Linked DNA regions of Homo sapiens: region 1 is linked to region 2. The links are chromatin loops, found by intact Hi-C in ENCODE. Cell type or tissue: mammary epithelial cell. All regions are shown on one strand. Each heading gives the region's core, and the rest is flanking DNA. Links, peaks and the distances in the headings are about the cores only.

What was found. A loop is a pair of places that touch in the nucleus more often than their neighbours do. Peaks named below come from ENCODE experiments on the same cell type or tissue, not always from the same donor. Only the 100,000 strongest peaks of a DNase experiment are listed, where the experiment ranks them.
Region 1: it touches region 2 in a loop (6-fold over the local background); 3 of 110 quality-filtered maps call a loop at or near these places.

What each region holds. Positions count from the first base shown.
Region 1 is chr4:156,793,664-156,802,763 of GRCh38, forward strand. The region is part of intron 3 of PDGFC (platelet derived growth factor C); the gene reads right to left. Among named protein-coding and RNA genes, the nearest start is that of LINC02272, 160 kb to the left of the region's middle. RefSeq lists enhancers at 1,229-1,398, 3,777-4,277. In mammary epithelial cell, for the core only: a CTCF peak has its summit at 6,976; DNase peaks (open chromatin) are centred at 4,908 and 5,728; H3K27ac peaks cover 1,924 bases.
Region 2 is chr4:156,927,063-156,936,162 of GRCh38, forward strand. The region is part of intron 1 of PDGFC (platelet derived growth factor C); the gene reads right to left. Among named protein-coding and RNA genes, the nearest start is that of PDGFC, 40 kb to the right of the region's middle. In mammary epithelial cell, for the core only: no CTCF peak of the experiment used is centred there; DNase peaks (open chromatin) are centred at 2,859, 4,419 and 7,039; H3K27ac peaks cover 5,395 bases.

The sequences.
Region 1 (9,100 bases), core at 778-8,777, 130 kb before region 2:
AGGGGGGCAGTGGCCTGGAATCAGAACATGTCAATAAACCTGACCTTAAAACAAAGGTAACACATACTTGTTGACTACCACATGCTAAACACTGGGCTAAGCATTTCATAGTAATCCTCATGATAATATATGGCAGAAATTTTTGTCATTCACATTTTTGGATTAAAAAAAAAAACTGCCCAGGTTTATATAGGTAGATTCATGGTAGGATGGGAATTCAAGCCAAATGTGAAGCACTCAAGGTTATAAGAACACAACACCCTTGCAGTGAGATTCAGTAAAGGATCTTGGTTAAGGTCAGTAACTGAGGAGCTACTAATACCTTAGTAGCATCCAAGGTCTTAGAAGAGTAAGTACTACTGTTAACATGGATGATATAATTTGTATCATAAAACATTGTCCTATTCCAGCACCTTTGACTGCGCACTATGTGTGGATTATGGCAGCTTGTAAGGAAAATAAACCTGAGATAACTTTAAACCGTGTTTCTTCAGCTTGATCTTTTCATAGCCCTGGCGTTGCTGACACACTGGGAAAGCTGAAGCAGCTTAGCTGCTTACAGCTTACACATTCAACCATCTTTCTCCTTAAATCAGGACATGCTCTATATTGGAAGAGCATGGTATATATTAGAAAATAGAATGTGTGATTTTAACTAAGGAGTTGTTTTAACTTACAGAAGAATTTAAAAACAAAAAAGTTTGCCTCTTTCCTAAAGAAGCATTAGAGTAGGGAAATCTGGACAAAATTTTGAAATATTAGCTTTCAAAGTAACACAAACCAAGAAGTAGCTTAAGATAGGGAAGCATTTAAGAAGAGAAAGAAAAATAAGAATGAAAGAGAAGAAGGAAGAAAAAAGAAGGGAGGGAGGAAGGAAGACAGGAAGAAAAGGAAACTCTGCTTTTCCTTTACTTTGGTGAGTAATATTTTTTACAAGACCTTTTGCTTTTTATTAATAAGATAAAAATATCTATTTATATACCTTCATCTGGAATTCTATTAAAGGGTATCATTCTAGTAGAACACTCACTCCTTCAAACTCAAAGAAGCCTGCAACTACATAGAAAAATAGCTTGAAAACTAGTGAAGCTAATTATAGAAAAAAATCATGGAAGAGAACAAAAATATATTAAATATCAACATTTTGTCAAGCATATTACTAGCTACTTGGATATATATATACCAAGACACGTTACCAATCACCTCTCTATTGACCGCATGCATTTAATTTACGATTTTCCAATGACATATCATGCAGTATCAAGATGGAAACAGAACAAAGGACAAAGGACAGCAGCTATTGCCATCGCTGACCTGGTTTAACCACTTCTCCTATGCATGTGAAGCATACTGACTGTTGACACTGACAACTCACTGAACACTACTGCTTACTGGCATCCTTTCTGTTTCCAGCAGTTAAATCTTACACTTACCAAGAGACACTTGTATTTGTTCCCAAAAGTATTTATATCACTAGCACCTGTTGTTTTAATTACTAAGTTATTCAAATATTATGTAACCCAATTAAATATGAGTTATTGCTTCTTTGAAAATTTAGACGAATGCCTTGGAAGGACTCCATATAAAATGAGTTACTATAAAAAACTGCTGTTAAGTCAGGTATGAGAGAGATAACTGTGAAATACAGGAAGGAAAGCCTCATAAAATCATGGAGGATTTCTGAGCTTAGATTGCATTAAAAGGTATCTTTAAGTTTTCAATTTAACTCAAAGAAAACCAAACTGAAAGTCATAATTGAGGCATTGTGGCTATAATTTTTGGAAGAAATACAACACAACTCCAGTTGGCAAATCCCTGTTTAAAAAAAAAGTACAGGCCCTAAATGATGAGTGGTAAAATTAAAATTAAATGTTTACCAATATGTACATAATTTTTATGATTCTCCACCTGAACTACTCAAGTTAACTAATGGTCCAGCTACAAACCCCAAATATGTTCATGAGCAGACTTCCAATGAATTCTAAAATTAAGAAATACTTTGAAAATATCATGTGTTAATGTGGACTGCTTTGAAAACAGTTTAACTTTTACATATTGTATAGTTAAATTTAATATGTAAAACTACCATATAAGATACCTGTTGGAACCAAATTACATAAATTTTGCATGGGAGAGATTTAGCTGCACTACAGTCATCAATCTTTTCTAGAAAAATGAAGGGCTTTTAAAGCAATCAGTTCTGAATCTTGACATCAGTTTAAAGCTGTAGATTATATCTTGAGCTCTTAGTATCCTAAAACTTCATTAATCTCTGTCGTGGAGGCAGCAGAGCCTCATTCATGGATTTATTTATAGTGACTATTTATGTTTCACACGTTTACTCTGAATCCCACATCAAGAGGAGTGATTTGTGGTATTATTTTTGACTTTGTAATCTTTAATCTATGATAGATGTTGTGCTCCAAGCTGCAATGATGGTTCTGCACCACACTGCAGAGTTTTAGATAAAGATTATAAAATCACCTACTTCAGAAAAAAAGTTTTCCTCCTTACCCAAGTTAATATTCTAAAGCCATTTAGTGATACAAAATTATACCCTCCTTCTTGATACTCTTGATTGAGCCATTTTTAAAACTATGCACTAATCAAACATTTTTTAACTTATAAATGATATCTTTTTATATAATATTTTTATTTAGTACCCCCATAGTGTTTTATATTTTTATTTATTCATAATTTCCTATTGAGTTTGGTGAATTGTACCAAGTATCAATGTCTGTTTCCAGGTTGTGGTATACTATTATATATTCATGCAAGATGTTATCCTTGGGGAAAATTAGGCGGACAGTATACAGGACCACTTTGTATTTTTTTTTTTTTTTTTTTTTTTTTACAAAAGGTGTCAATTTACAATTATCTCAAAATAAAACTTAAGTAAGTTCTTTTCAAGCAATATTGGTTGGGAGGCATTGTGCTGTAGTTGAAATTATGGATTTCACTATAATTTTTCCCATTTATTTTCTCTGAACCTCAGCCAAGCTGTATTCTCTGAGTGTACTTCCTTTTAGGCAAAATGGTGATGATTTAGCATAGAGTTACTGAAAAGAATAAATGAGATGACTTACAGCAGGAACCCAATATAATAGTAAGTATTCGAGAAATGATGCATACTATCATTATTACTATGGATAGGCTGTTGGTTTTTTAAATCAACTTAATATAAACTTATAGAAAATTACATATAACTCTAAGTCAAATGAATGCTTACTTTAAGCAAAGTCACAATTTGCTACAACCTTGCAAGACAAAGAAGAAAGTATTAAAAGAAAAATGCCAGGTGTGGTGGCTCACGCCTGTAATCCCAGCACTTTGAGAGGCCGAGCAGAGCGGATCATGAGGTGAGGAGATTGAGACCATCTTGGCTAACACGGTGAAACCCCATCTCTACTAAAAATACGAAAAGATTAGCTAGGAGTGGTGGCGGCTGCCTGTAGTCCCAGCTACTTGGGAGGCTGAGGCAGGAGAATGGCATGAACCTGGGAGGCAGAGCTTACAGTGAGCAGAGATCGCGCCACTGCACTCCACCCTGTGCGACAGAGCGACAATCAGTCTAAAAAAAAAAAAGAAAAAAAAAAGAAAAACTTCAGACAATTAAATTTAACAGAGCTTAATTGAGCAAAAAAATACTTGTGAATTAAGGAGCACACTCACCCCTCGCCCACACCCCACTTCAACCAGAATAGGTTCAGAGCAACTCCAGCACTGTCAGGTGATCTGACAGAATTTAAAGACAGAAAAAGGAAAGTGATACGCAAAAAACAGAAGTGAGGTACAGAAACAGCTGGATTGGTCACAGCTCTGCATTTGAACATGGTTTAAAGTTCCAGGGATGTCAAATCTTTTGGCTTCCCTGTCCCACACTGGAAGAAGAAGAACTTTCTTGGGCCACACATTAAATACAATAAACACCAACGATAGCTGATGAGCTACAATAATGAAATAAAGTAAAATCACAAAAATAAAATCTCATAATGTTTTAAGGAAGTTTCCAAGTTTGTGTTAGACGGCATTGAAAGCCGTCCTGGGCCACATGGGGCCCGCGAGCCATGGGTTGGACAAGCTTGGAGTTGGTCACCTGCGAGCGGTTGAAGTACGGCTGCTGTGATTGGCTGAGACTGGGCTACTCCTTACAAGAGTAGATTACAGTCTGTTTACACATCTAGTTAGGTTACAGTTCATTATGTAAGAAGAAACCTTTAGACCGACATTAAAATACTTGAGGAGACCAGGCGCGGTGCCTCACGCCAGTAATTCTAGCATTTAGGGAGGCCCAGGTGGGTGGATCACTTGAGGTCAGGAATTCGAGACCAGCCCGGCCAACATGGTAAAACCCTGTCTCTACCAAAAATACAAAAAAATTAGCCAGGCATGGTGGCGGGCGCCTGTAATCCCGGCTACTCGGGAGGCTGAGGCAGGAGAATCACTTGAACACGGGAGGCGAAGGTTGCAGTGAGCCGAGATTGCAACACTGCACTCCAGCTTGGGCGACAGAGCGAGACTCCGTCACAAAAACAAAACAAAACAAAACAAAAACAAAACAACAACAACAAAAACCTTAAAGAGGCAGCTTTAGGCTAAACCTCATTTAAGAGAAGTAAAAATCAGATGCAAAGGGCATCACAACAGCAAGGTCTAAGATCACACCAAAAGCCTCTATGACCTTTCAGAGAGTTAAAATCTGCAAATTGCTCAGTGACATGAAATTATGCCATTGCTCTTAATGCCAAATAAAGACTGTAGCAAGGTAGAGGAAACAGTGAATGGCAAGTGAACCTCTTTTACGTAATTGGGAATCCTATTAGAATTCCCCTGACTTTAACACAAAACAAAACACTGTAGGCCTGGGTAGAAGTGAGAGTTCTTCATATTACTTTTATCAGTAATAGGATTAGGATACCACAAAACATCACTCATCATATTCCAAAAAGAAAGGAAAATATTGGTGTCAGAAAGCTTGAGATGGCTTCTCAAGAATCTCATCCAAAGGATGTGTCATATATTTTAATACCTCCTCACTCAGGTATTGAAAGTCAAGTTTTGGCATGCAGTGTTTCTCTGTCTCTCTAACAATTCAGTGCTTGCATATTTCTTTCTCTAAAAAAACTAATTACACTTAATGCTATTTCATTAACTTGTACCCAGCAGAAAAGTGCCCTTTTAAAATTCAACTCTATCAGAATGTTATTCCACTGGAAAAAAAGGCACTTCCTCTTTAGCAATGCTACACAAATTTAAAAACCCAATTTCAGAGGAGGTATTGGAAGCTGCCTGGGCTGATTTGGAGCCTCCTACGTTTATGTCCAATGCCTACCTCAGATTTTATGTTAGAGTCTTAGATAATTGCTACCTCAATGTCTTTCCTATTATTTTCCCATAAAACAAAATTTTTAGTATAAACTTTAGCTTTCTTAAGCAATCTGCCTTGGAAGAACCTAAGATAATTCATGTACTCCTTTAAAGCAAGAGATGACAGCCTTGATCTCTTGCCTGAATAATTACTTGTGGTGAAGAAGCACAAGGAAAGGCATCAGCCAGGTATTTCCATAATGGCTTTTATTCACACTTACACAAAACCTGACTTAACTAGAGTGGTAACATCTATGCAGACACAGGACCTTTGCCCTGGGGCCAAGACACAAAGACATCTTGGAAATTCCCCCCTCAGTTTTCTGAGGCCTTTGGTGGCCTACATGTGGTCACATTGCAAAAAGCCGAAAAAAAAATTGTATTAGTCCTTAGATTTGTGTTTTCTCCTCCAAACTTACTGTAGGAGTGCCTATATTTCAAATACTGTGCACAGATTGCATAATTTCAAACTAAAAATGCTCTGAGTCTTTTGCATACCAGAGTGACACATTCTGAGGTGTTTAATAGAAGACAGCCTATTCACTAGAAATACTTGCTTTCCAATTTTATTCTCCTATTTCTTAGCTAAATTTTAGCCTTACAAGGTTCTATAAGAATACAGTTCTGAAAAATTTGGCACTGACAAGATTGCTAAGATACATCATGGAACTGGGTAATTTTGCTAATATTGATGAAATATGACTGATAAGAAAAATATTGACTGCATTCATATTTTTACTTTTTCTTAGACTCCAGGTGACATTTTTTTAAAAAAGCTTCTTGTTTGGATTTGAATTTTATAGATTACCGTGTGGAGACACTACAGTTTAACCCTCAATATTTATCACCATTGTCACTACTAAAAAAAATTGGTAAATTCTAATTAGTTCACCATTTTTTCAAAGTTACCAAAGTATCCATGACATCATAATCAACAGGAATAGCATACAGGTGTTTTAATAGGAAAACAAAAATGGTCAGAAGAGATCTTAAATTTTTGTTTCTTTCTCAATGATCTTTCTCCTATTTTCCAAACCAGTCAAGAGGCAGTCTGATTTTAAAGAGAACTCTCTTCACTCTATATATGTTGAGTTTTAATCTACAAAATGGTAGTAATATTTCAATATGGGGATTAAATAATATATTTTTTAAAACCACCATAAGGCACACTTATTTTAATCTATGTTCATTCTCTTTTGCCTGACTCAAGTATTTTCAAATTGATACAATTAAGCATTTTCTTTCCAAAAGCTTAAAATATATGAGCCTTTCAAAATTAACATCTTTAGAAATATATAACACTAATCATACTTATCTTTTAGCTTTGTTCTAAGATTATCAGAGGACATAAAAATGGAAAGTTATATACAAAATCAGATTCATGTGATTTCAAAGTAATATTAAGTAAATAAAAATACAATTATATCATCTGAATTAGAGAGATATGTAAAATTTTAAAAGCTCTAGTTTTAATGTTCAAAGCATTTAAATATATTAACAGCATTACTAAAATAGGCAAATTGTTGATTATTTATGAGAATACTGATGAGAGTAGCATTTTCTCAAATGTGTGGATCATATGGTAAGTCATTTGGTGACACTTGCCACGTTATTATGAATGAAGCAGGGTTGGCATCCTAGTGGATACAACTAGACATTACATTAATGTTATAACAGAGTTCAAGACATGCTAAATAGCTCATCAATATTGAAACTGTCTACAAAAATTGTAACTGTGAGAAGATTATGACAGTGAAAGGGCTCTGATTTAATCAACCCTCATCTTGCCTTTAACTTCCAAACTGCCCTTAGTCATTCCTAGACAAAGCTAACTTTGGGAGAAATTTAGTTTACAGCTTAAGTTTTAATACACCTTTCCCCAAACTCAACTGTCACTGTAAAATGAATGAAACACTATGAGGTTAGGAGGATGAGAGAAGCCTGAACTTTGTTAAGGTGTAGAAGTAAAGGATTATGAGCCATTATTCCCAAGGTCAAAATATTTGCAACTTCCCCAGTTACTCTTGCAGATAGCATCACTATTGTAGAACTTAAGATTGGTCTTTTGGATGTCCTTCCAGACGTTTGCATTTCTGATGACCAATAGCTCCACTCAGACTCTTAACAGGTCCTGTGGCCCCCACCCAGAAGCAGAGTCAGGGTAAAAGGACCGATTTCCATGCCCCTATGACTGCATCCATAGCCAGTCAGCAGCACCCATTCCCTTGCCTGCCAAACTATCCTTGAAAAACCCTAGCCTCTGAATTTTGGGGAGGCTGATTTGAGTAATAATAAAGCTCCAGCCTCCTGTTTAGCTGGCTCTATGTGCATTAAACTCTATCTCCATTGCAATTCCCCTGTCTTGATAAATCAGCTGTATCTGGGCACTTGACAAAAAGAGCCCCCTGGAGGGTGACAGTACCAACCTCTACATATGCCTTTCTTGCATATAAAAAGTAAACACAATATTAGGATAATCATGCAAAGCGTCTCCTACTAGGGGTTATTTTATCTGGCATGGGAGGGAAATGGAGAGTTCTTCCTTGGAAGCCATTTATAGAGCATGGCACTTGGCACATACTATGTCCTTAATATACTTCTGCAGTGTTTTGAATATTTTATTAATCAAATATAAAGTCAATCTTTAATATGCACATCAATATATGAATTCCACTAATAAAGAAAGAATGCAAAAATGGTAATTGTGGCTCTGTTCTCTCCTGAAATTATTAATTCTAAAGGTGTCTGTAAAATGCATAATCACTTGTGAAAGGAAAATAAAAACTCAGAACCCCAATTCATTATGCTAAAAGCAAAAAATTAAGCTGAAACCTCAGTCATACAAGACACTGCTTTTCCTTTTGTTCCTAAGTAGACAGCGACAGATAAAAGGTTAAATATCTTCACAGGTAGCTAGCTACTCTATGTTCACCTTATGTTACACAAAAAGCCAAATTAGTGAGCCCGAGACAAATACATAATTGTCTATTTTCCTACCTGCCCCTTTTTTCTTGCAACATGTGGTTACTATATACTCCCTCTTTCCCCTCTAGCCCACCTTTCCCCTTTAAATACTGAAGCCCTCAAATTCATCGTTGGAGAAAGGCATGGGCCACAGACTGTTTTGATGATTCTGTGTTGTTTTCTTCTGGGTATATCGTTAACTTTGGCAACATAAACTTCTAAATTGATTGAGATCAGTCTCACATACTTTTTGGCTTACACCCTTAAGGCCAAAGAAAGTCAGAAAGGAGTCAACAGCAATAAAATTCTGAAAACTAAAAAGGAGTTGGATGTGTCGTCATTGGATTGGTGGGCTTTGCAAAATTTGGCAGGGGCATAGACAAGAAGCAATTAAATATACATAAAGGAACAATAAAAGAATGACTAAAAATCTGTTAATGAAATTGCCAGATACCCCAAATCTGCTTTCCTCTTGGCAGAAGACAGTTCAGATTCGTTCTGTGGAAAACCCAAGCAGAGTTGAGGGTATGGAGAAGGTAGAGTAGAAACATACACACACATACACACACACACACACACACACACACACATATACATTTTACATACACAAAACATATATATTAGATATATACAATGCCAAATATCTCAGTGTTAATCAACTCAGCTCCTAGTTCAGAACATTGGTAACCAGTATTTATACTCTTAGAAAAGAGATGAGAGGAATCAGAGTGTTTTGAAGAAACTGACTAAGCCAGCACGCAGTACAGTG
Region 2 (9,100 bases), core at 311-8,310:
TGGAAGCTGCAAGGTTTAGGGACTGCACCTTCTGAAACCATGGGACAAGCTGAACCTTGGCCCCTTTTAGCAGTGGCCCGAGTGGCTGGAGAGCAGGGCACCAAGTCCCTAGGCTGCACACAGCAGAGAGACGCTGGGCCTGGCCCAGGAAACCATTTTTTCCTCCTAGGTTTCCAGGTCTGTGATGGGAGGGGCTGCCATGAAGACCTATGACATGCCCTGGAGACATTTTTCCCATTGTCTTAAGGTTAACATCGGGCTGCTTGTTACTTATGCAAATTTCTGTAGTCAGCTTGAATTCCTCCTCAAAAATGGGTTTTTCTTTTCTATTGCATTGTCTGGCTGCAAATTTTCACAACTTTAATGCTCTGTTTTCCTTTTAAAATTGAATGCTTTTAACAGCAGCCAGGTCACCTCTTGAATGCTTTGCTGCTTAGAAATTTCTTCCACAAGATACCCTGAATCATCTCTCTCAAGTTCAAAGTTGCACGAATCTCTAAGGCAGGGGCAAAATGCTTCAGTCTCTGCCAAAACATAACAAGAGTCACCTTTGCTCCAGTTCCCAACAAGTTCCTCATCTCCATCTGAGACCACCTCAGCCTGGATTTCATTGTCCATATCACTATCAGCATTTTGGCCAAACCATTCAATGAGTCTCTAGGGAGTCCCAAACTTTGCCATATTTTCCTACCTTCTTCTGAGCCCTCCAAACTGTTCCAATCTCTGCCTGTTACCCAGTTCCAAAGTCGCTTCCACATTTTTGGGTATCTTTTCAGCAGTGCCCCACTCTACTGGTACCAATTTACTATATTAGTCCATTTTCATGCTGCTGATAAAGACATACTCAAGACTGGGAAGAAAAAGAGGTTTAATCAGACTTACAGTTCCACATGGCTGAGGAGGCCTCAGAATCATGGTGGGAAGTGAAAGGCAATCCTTACATGGTGGTGGCAAGAGAAAAATTAGGAAGATACAAAAGCGGAAACCCCGATAAAACCATCAGATTTCATGAGACTTATTCACTACCATGAGAACAGTATGGGGGAAACCGCCCCCATGATTTAAATTATTTCCCACCAGGTCCCTCCCACAACACGTAGGAATTATGGGAGCACAATTCAAGATGAGATTTGGGTGGGGACACAGAGCTAAACCATGTCAGTAGGTCATTTAATAGCACCCATTTATCTATCCGTCTATGTGATTTTTTTAAGAGATGGGTCTTGCTATGTTGCCCAGGATGGTCTTGAACTCCTGGGCTCAAGAGATCCTCCCACCCCAGCCTTGCAAGTAGCTGGAACTGCAGCTCTACCTGATTTTAACTTTAAAGATTGAAAATTCACGCATTGCACTTAGATCTGTAACCGTGGGATTACTAGCTACTGCATCAGGATAAAAGAAATGAAAAAGACCTGGCTGGGTAAGGCACAGGTGAAACACAGGCTCAGAACAGCTGGCTGAACAGTAAAATACCCGGGTACTTGCTGCTAGGAAGAATGGCTGAGGCCTGAATGGCAAATGGAGGAGACTGGAAGATGCATAGATTGCAAAGAGATATTGCACCCCAATCCACGCTCTATACTTGTCTCCAGAAATCCCTGAATTTAAATCCATTGCTTCAGTTTCTTTTTACCATTTTTAAGAGACTATGAGAAATATCCTTTTATGGTGTTAAAGACTGTTTAGTATACAACTCCTGAAGAACAGAATTTAGCCATAATAGACTTTTGGAAAACATTGCTTACAAGAGATTCCACTTTTTCTCATATTGGTTATCCTAAGAATAAAGTTTATAGTTACTGAAGGACTGTTTATCTCTATGATGTTGGTTCTTAAGAGAACTGTCTGTTAACAATACACGATTGTACTTACATGGGAGCTAAGCAAAATAATAAAACACAACGGTCAAAGAAATGATAAAGAGTATGCATGAACTCTTCCAAATAGAAGGAATACTTAGAAACAATCTCTATACATGAATCTATAAGGGGCAATGTAGGAGGGTCAGCTGCGAGCAATAGTCAAAGAAGCAGTAACACCCTTGCTATTTAAATACTCTGAAATAGACTGAGACCTCAATTTGGAAATAGTTTTAAAAGAAAAATTGTGCAAAATGGCAACCAGCAAAAAGATACAATATACAAATCAGTCAACTTTTTGGGAAATGACTCAACAATAATAAAAGTCTTAATCAAATACTCAAGTATCTACATATTTGTAAAGAAATTTTATCAGTATCTGTTCAAACCTTAGAAATTACAGAACAAAAATGCATTCTATATCCCAACCTATCTATGTGAGATATTAGTTGGGAAGAAAAGAGAAAGGAAATAAAAGGGAGAAAAGTGGCATATCTTATAATGACCATTTTCATAGTTCATAAAATCAGCATTCGTAGCAAAAAAAAAAAAAGGCCAATAAAAAAAACAGAACTACTCTCCGTTTAAAAAAACAAAACTCATTTTGCTCCATGGAATCTGCACATGAAATCTCTCTTCTTACAGCCTTCCGGAATATACCAAAACACAAAAGAGTTATCCAAAGAGACAAAATCTTTCCTCTTCCCCTCTTCTTCCTTCAGTGAATGATTTACTGTTCAGTAAGGGTTAACTCAGGTCAGCTAATAAGAAAAGAGGGAGCTAGCACTCAATCTTTATGCAGAGTAGAATGGAAAATATTCTCTGGCTATTTATCCTTTAGTGACTTATGGATATTAGAAATAGTTGATAACATTCTTAAATATTTGATTTCACAAGTTACCTCTCCTACTTTCAAATGGTCCTTTCAAGATGCCTGTGTTGACAGGCCAGAACTTGTAGTGTCCTGAGAAGTGTGCAGCCCTGCTCAAAGGCCCACACAAGTAGAAATGTTAAAAAAAAAAATCTTTGGGTCACACATGGTGATATGCCAGATGTTACAACACCAAATGGGTTGCCATTCAATTCTGGATTTAAGCTAAATGAACTGGTTGACTAACTGGATTGATTTGTCATTAGACTTACATGTTTCTAACTTCTTAAAAGCATACTTTAATTTTCATCTCCCTTATATGCCATTGTGTGAATACTGGGTAACTCGCCTACATTGTAAGCAGATTTTAAGAAATCTGCATTTAAGAGATTTTTGTTCAAAAGTAGATTTAATTCACAAAATCCTATATAGTTTGTCGTTATTGCTATATGATTTTTCCAGGCAGACCTGTGTAAAAATAATTTCAGGCAGTGGGAAGAGCATGTGCAAAATCAGGCAAACATCATCAAATCTGAGGAACTGAAAGGATATCCAAAGACTGCAATAAGATTTTTGAGCTTAATCAATCTGTAGGATCTGTAGGCTAGCAAATCCTAATATCACATTTTTTGGCGGGGACCAATGTGGAGAATGAATTGTTTACACTACCTTAAAAGACATTTTATTAAATAAGGCATCTCCACAACAACTATGTAATTGAAAACAGAAATGAAATCCCATTATAAAGTTAAGACTCCTTATACTCAAGACAATTATTAAGAATCTAGGTTTAGGCCGGGCGCAGCGTCTCACGCCTGTAATCCCGGCACTTTGGGAGGCCGAGGTGGGCAGATAACCTGAAGTCAGGAGTTCAAGACCAGCCTGGCCAATATGGTGAAACCCTGTCTCTACTAAAAAAACAAAAATTAGCTGGGAGTGGTGGTGCACGCCTGTAATCCCAGCTACTCGGGAGGCTGAGGCAGGAGGGTCGCTTGAACCAGGAAGGCCGGAGGTTGCAGTGAGCCAAGATCATGCCATTGCACTCCAGCCTGGGTGAGTGAAACTCTGTCTCAAAAAAATAAATAAAAATAAAAATAAAAGAATTTAGGTTTAAAATGTATAAATCTAGGTTTATACATAAAATTCAGCCTCACCTGCTTTCCCTTATCATCTTATTATTGGTTTTAATTTCCCTGCCCAGTAATCCCATAACTGTATTTTAACTTCTTTTTCCTGCTACCTATTGTTGGAGGTAGGGGCTGAGGGGATGGAGGGTAGCCAGCCAAGTGTGGAATGCAGTAAAATCATTCTGAATAGACAAAACTGACAAAAAATTGTGAAAGCAAAAGGCGTGACAGCCTCAGAATCCTGACCTTCCAGAACTTGAAACTGATAAACATGAATTCTTTTGTATTAGGGGTAAAATGGCAGGTATTTCCTGTTATTAAAACTTTTTTGGCTTACCTTCCGAAGGCTAATGTAGAGTTTCTGAAAAGATAACAGTGACAATAAAAAGATTGTTAAGAGTGCCTCCAAGCTACAGGACAAAGAGTATTATATTTCTACTGGGAAGGAAACTTAAATTATAGTCAAAGATCCATGAAGGCTTAAGTCACCCAGGATTGCATTCACGTCTTCGGTTATTGCATGTGCTTTGGAACACTTGACAATCACAGAGCTGGCCTGTGGGGGAGGTGAGTCAACAGTGATTCTCTTTCATAACTATCCAAGAAAAACAACCCACAGTAATCTTCAAGAGCATCACACCTTAACTGTTTATTAGAGCTGGGACAACTAAGGCCAAGACAATAGACAAATGCAAGGCTGTTAATATTAGAAACTAAGTTTACTGGCCCCTACTCCCTAGAATGTTCAAGCTTCATGAAACTTTGGACCACCCAGACATTTGCTATGTTAACTATCCTCTTAAACTGAAGTGGAGATATTTATTCAGAATTATGGTTTATACTTACAGTGGAACATATCTTTGCATGGATTTTAAACACTACATTTATAGGAGTTTTTTTTTTGTTAAACTACATGTGTTGAACAGAAAACTTAGGTAGTGGAATGTACTTTTATCTTTTTTATTTTAAAGACTTCTTTCTTTTGAAAATTGTTCTATACATTACTCATAAGAAATATATTACAGCAACATTTAAAGAGCATCTGCAATACTAACCCTGACATTTATAGTATATGATTTGAGGTAAAAATAGCTCAAAGTTTTAGAAAATATATAAACAAAAGAGGTAAGAGATGGATATTTACTTACTAATGTAATGCTAATTTAATCTATTATTAAGAACATTTAATGTGCTCTGTTTTGATCAGGAGTCTAATTCACCTTCACATTTCCTACAATTTACACTTTTAAGGGATTTTTTTTTAATTTTCTAAGTGAATACACTTGAGTTTACCTTTCAGCAATCAAAGCAAGCATAATATTCACTTTATGTAGTTAAAGGAAGTATAAACTCAGGAACAACACACTCTGTTTGTGTTCAAAGAGTGAAGTAAGGCCATTTTCACGATATTGATTCTTCCTACCCGTGAGCATGGAGAACTAGAAATACCATTTGACCCAGCCATCCCATTACTGGGTATATACCCAAAGGATTATAAATCATGCTGCTATAAAGACACATGCACACATGTGTTTATTGTGGCACTATTCACAATAGCAAAGACTTGGAACCAACCCAAATGTACAACAATGATAGACTGGATTAAGAAAATGTGGCACATATATACCATGGAATACTATGCAGCCATAAAAAATGATGAGTTCATGTCCTTTGTAGGGACATGGATGAAGCTGGAAACCATCATTCTCAGCAAACTATCTCAAGGACAAAAAACCAAACACAGCATGTTCTCACTCACAGGTGGGAATTGAACAATGAGAACACACGGACACAGGAAGGGGAACATCACACACCGGGGCCTGTTGTGGGGTGGGGGGAGGGGGGAGGGATAGCATTAGGAGATATATCTAATGATAAATGACGAGTTAATGGGTGCAGCACACCAACATGGCACATGTATACATATGTAACTAACCTGCACGTTGTGCACATGTACCCTAAAACTTAAGGTATAATTAAAAAAAAAAAGAAGTTTCTAACACACACACACAAACACACACACACAAAGAGTGAAGTAAACAAAAGTATGGGATGAAAGTTAATCATCATCACATGGTAGAGGCAGGCTTGTCTGTTGAGAACCTAGTCTCTGCCGCTCCCTACCTGCCAGACCTTGGGCAAATCCCATGCCTTCTCTGAATCGGGGTTGCCTCACCTGTACAAGAAAGTCAGCTAATTCATAGGGTTCTTTAAAGACCTAAATGAAGGAAATCTAATGAAATGCAGTCCCACAGTAGATATCACTAGCTATTAGCTGTATGTTCTTGTCATAAAGTGAAATGAAATGCTGCTTATATATTTAATAAGATATCCAAACTTAACTACAGTAGATCCTTACTATTTGTAGATTCCATATTGGTGAATTCACCTACTGGCTACAATTAATTTGCAACCCCAAAATCAATACACGGCATCTTTTGTGGTCGTTGGCAGACATGCACAGACACAGAGCAACACAAAACTTTAAGTCACCCAAGATGATGCTGTTCACAGCTGAGGTGGAGCAAAGATATGCTCTGCCTTCTTGTTCCAACTCCCAAACTGTAAACAAGCATCCTTTCTGCAGCATATTTAGTGCTAGGTTGTTCTCAATTTTTTGCTATTATTTGGTAATTTTGCTGTTTAAAATTTCCCAAAGCATAGTGCTGAAGTGCTGTCTAGTGTTCCTTGACACAAGGCTATGATGTGCCTTGATATGGTTTGGCTCTGTGTCCCCACCCAAATCTTATCTCAAATTGTAATCCCCACATATCAAGGGAGGGACCTAGTGGGAGGTGACTGGATCATAAGAGCATTTTCCCTCATGTTGTTCTTGTGATAGAGAATGAGTTCTCCCAAGACCTGATGGTTTAAAAGTGTAGCACTTTCCCCGCCTCTCTCTCTCCTACCACCATGTAAGACGTGCCTTGCTTCCTCTTCACCTTTCACCTTTTGTTTTCTGCCACAATTGTAAGTTTCCCAAGGCCTCCCCAGCCATGTGGAACTGTGAGTCAATTAAATCTCCCTCCTTTATAAATTACCCAGTCTCAGGTAGTTCTTTATATTAACAGCAGTGTGAAAATGAACTAACACATGACTTTACAGAGAAAATATGTGTGTTAGATAAGCTTCCTTCAGGCATGAATTATAGTGCCTTGTGCTTAATGTTAATGAATCACCAATATACAGTCATGAGTCACTTAACAACTGGGATATATTCTGAGAAATGTGTCTTTAGGCGATTTTGTCATTGTGCTAACATCATAGAGCATGCTTAAACAAACCTAAATGGTATGGCCTATTGCACACGTAGGCTACGTAGTACAGCCTACTGCTCCCAGACTACAAACCTGTCAAGCATGTTATTGTACTGAAAACTGTAGACAATTGTAATACAACGGTAAGTATTATATATCTAAACATAGAAAAGGTACAGCAAAAATACAATATAAAAGATTTAAAATGGTACACCTGTATAGAGTTCCTACCATGAACAGAGTTTACAGGACCGGTAGTTGCTCTCAGTGAGTCAGTGAGTGAGTGGTGAGTGATTTTCAGGCCTAGCACATTACTGTACACTTTTGTAGAATTTATAAAGGCTAAATGCTTATGCTACACTAAATATATTTGTTAAATATTTTACTTTCTTACATAATATACTAGCCTTAGCTTACTGTAACTTTTTACTTTATAAACTTTTTAAATTTTTTAACTTGACTCTTTTGCAATAACATTTAGTTTAAAATACACATTGCACAACTACACAAAAGTATTTTCTTTCTTTATATCCATATTCTATGTGCTTGTTTCTAATTTTAAATTTTTTTTATTTTGTTTTACCTTTAAACTTTGTTAATGAAAAACAGAAGAGACAAACACACCCATTAGCCAAGGCCTTCACAGGATCAGGACCATCAATATCACTGTCTTCCACCTCTATATTTTATCCCACTGGAAGGTTTTCAGGGGCAATAATAGGCATGGACATGTCATCTCCTATGATAATAATGCCTTCTTCTGGAATCTGTCCTAAAAACATACCTGAGGCTTTCTTACAGTTAACGTTTTTTTGTTTTGTTTTGTTTGTTTGTTTTTCAGATGGAGTCTCGCTCTGTCCCCAGGATGGAGTGCAGTGGCATGATCTCGGCTCACTGCAACCTCTGCTTCCTGGGTTCAAGCGATTCTCTCCTTCCTCAGCCTCCCGAGTGGCTGGGACTACAGGCGTGCACCACCACGCCCAACTAATTTTTGTATTTTTCATACAGACGGGGTTTCACCATGTTGGCCAGGATGGTCTCGATCTCTTGACCTCATGACCTGCCCGCCTTGGCCTCCCTAAGTGCTGCCATTACAGGCGTGAGCCACCATGTCTGACTTACAGTTAACTTTTTAAATATGAGTAATAGGAATATACTCTAAAATAATAAATAGTATAGCAAATACAAAAATCAGTAACACAGTCATTCATTATCTTTATCAAGTATTATGCACTATACATAATGTTATGTCCTACACTTTTACAGGGCTGGCAGTGCAGGAGGTTTGTTTCCACCAGCATCACCACAAACATGTGAGTAATACACTGCACTACAACATTACAACAGCTACAACCTCACTAAGGGATAGGAATTTTTCAGCTCCATTAAAATCTGATGAGACCACTGTCATATATGTGGTCCATCATTGACCAAAACATGGTTATGCAGCACATGACTATATATTAAATAAGATGTCTTTATACAGAAACACACATAAAATAAGGTTTGTATTGATCAGCTGACGAATATGTTGTGACCAGGAACTCGCAGGAACCTAATCTTGTAAGAGCCATAGCAGCAACAGTTCATTATTCATTAATTTAGTGTTTGCAATGGCTTTACAGACCATCAATACCATGAAAAATGAGACTACACTGTATATGCTAGATCTTGTGTTAAACAACATGAATACAAAATTATACAAGGTCCCTGCCCTCAAGGAAATTAAAATGTCAAGTACACATTTTATAAAATCTATATACTGACTATTTAGGGGTCATAGACAGGGGAGGAAAAAACCTGACAATTGCTAGAACGAAAATACATGTGAAGTTGTAATTACAAATCAGTATCTTTCCTCTTCCTGTTATGGTCATTGGAGATTAATATTAAAATATAAATAAGCACTCTCTTTGGTTGGTGTCAGAAAATACTAAAAACACCTTGCTACTTGCTAGCTCTGTGACTTCCCATCACAGTTGGATC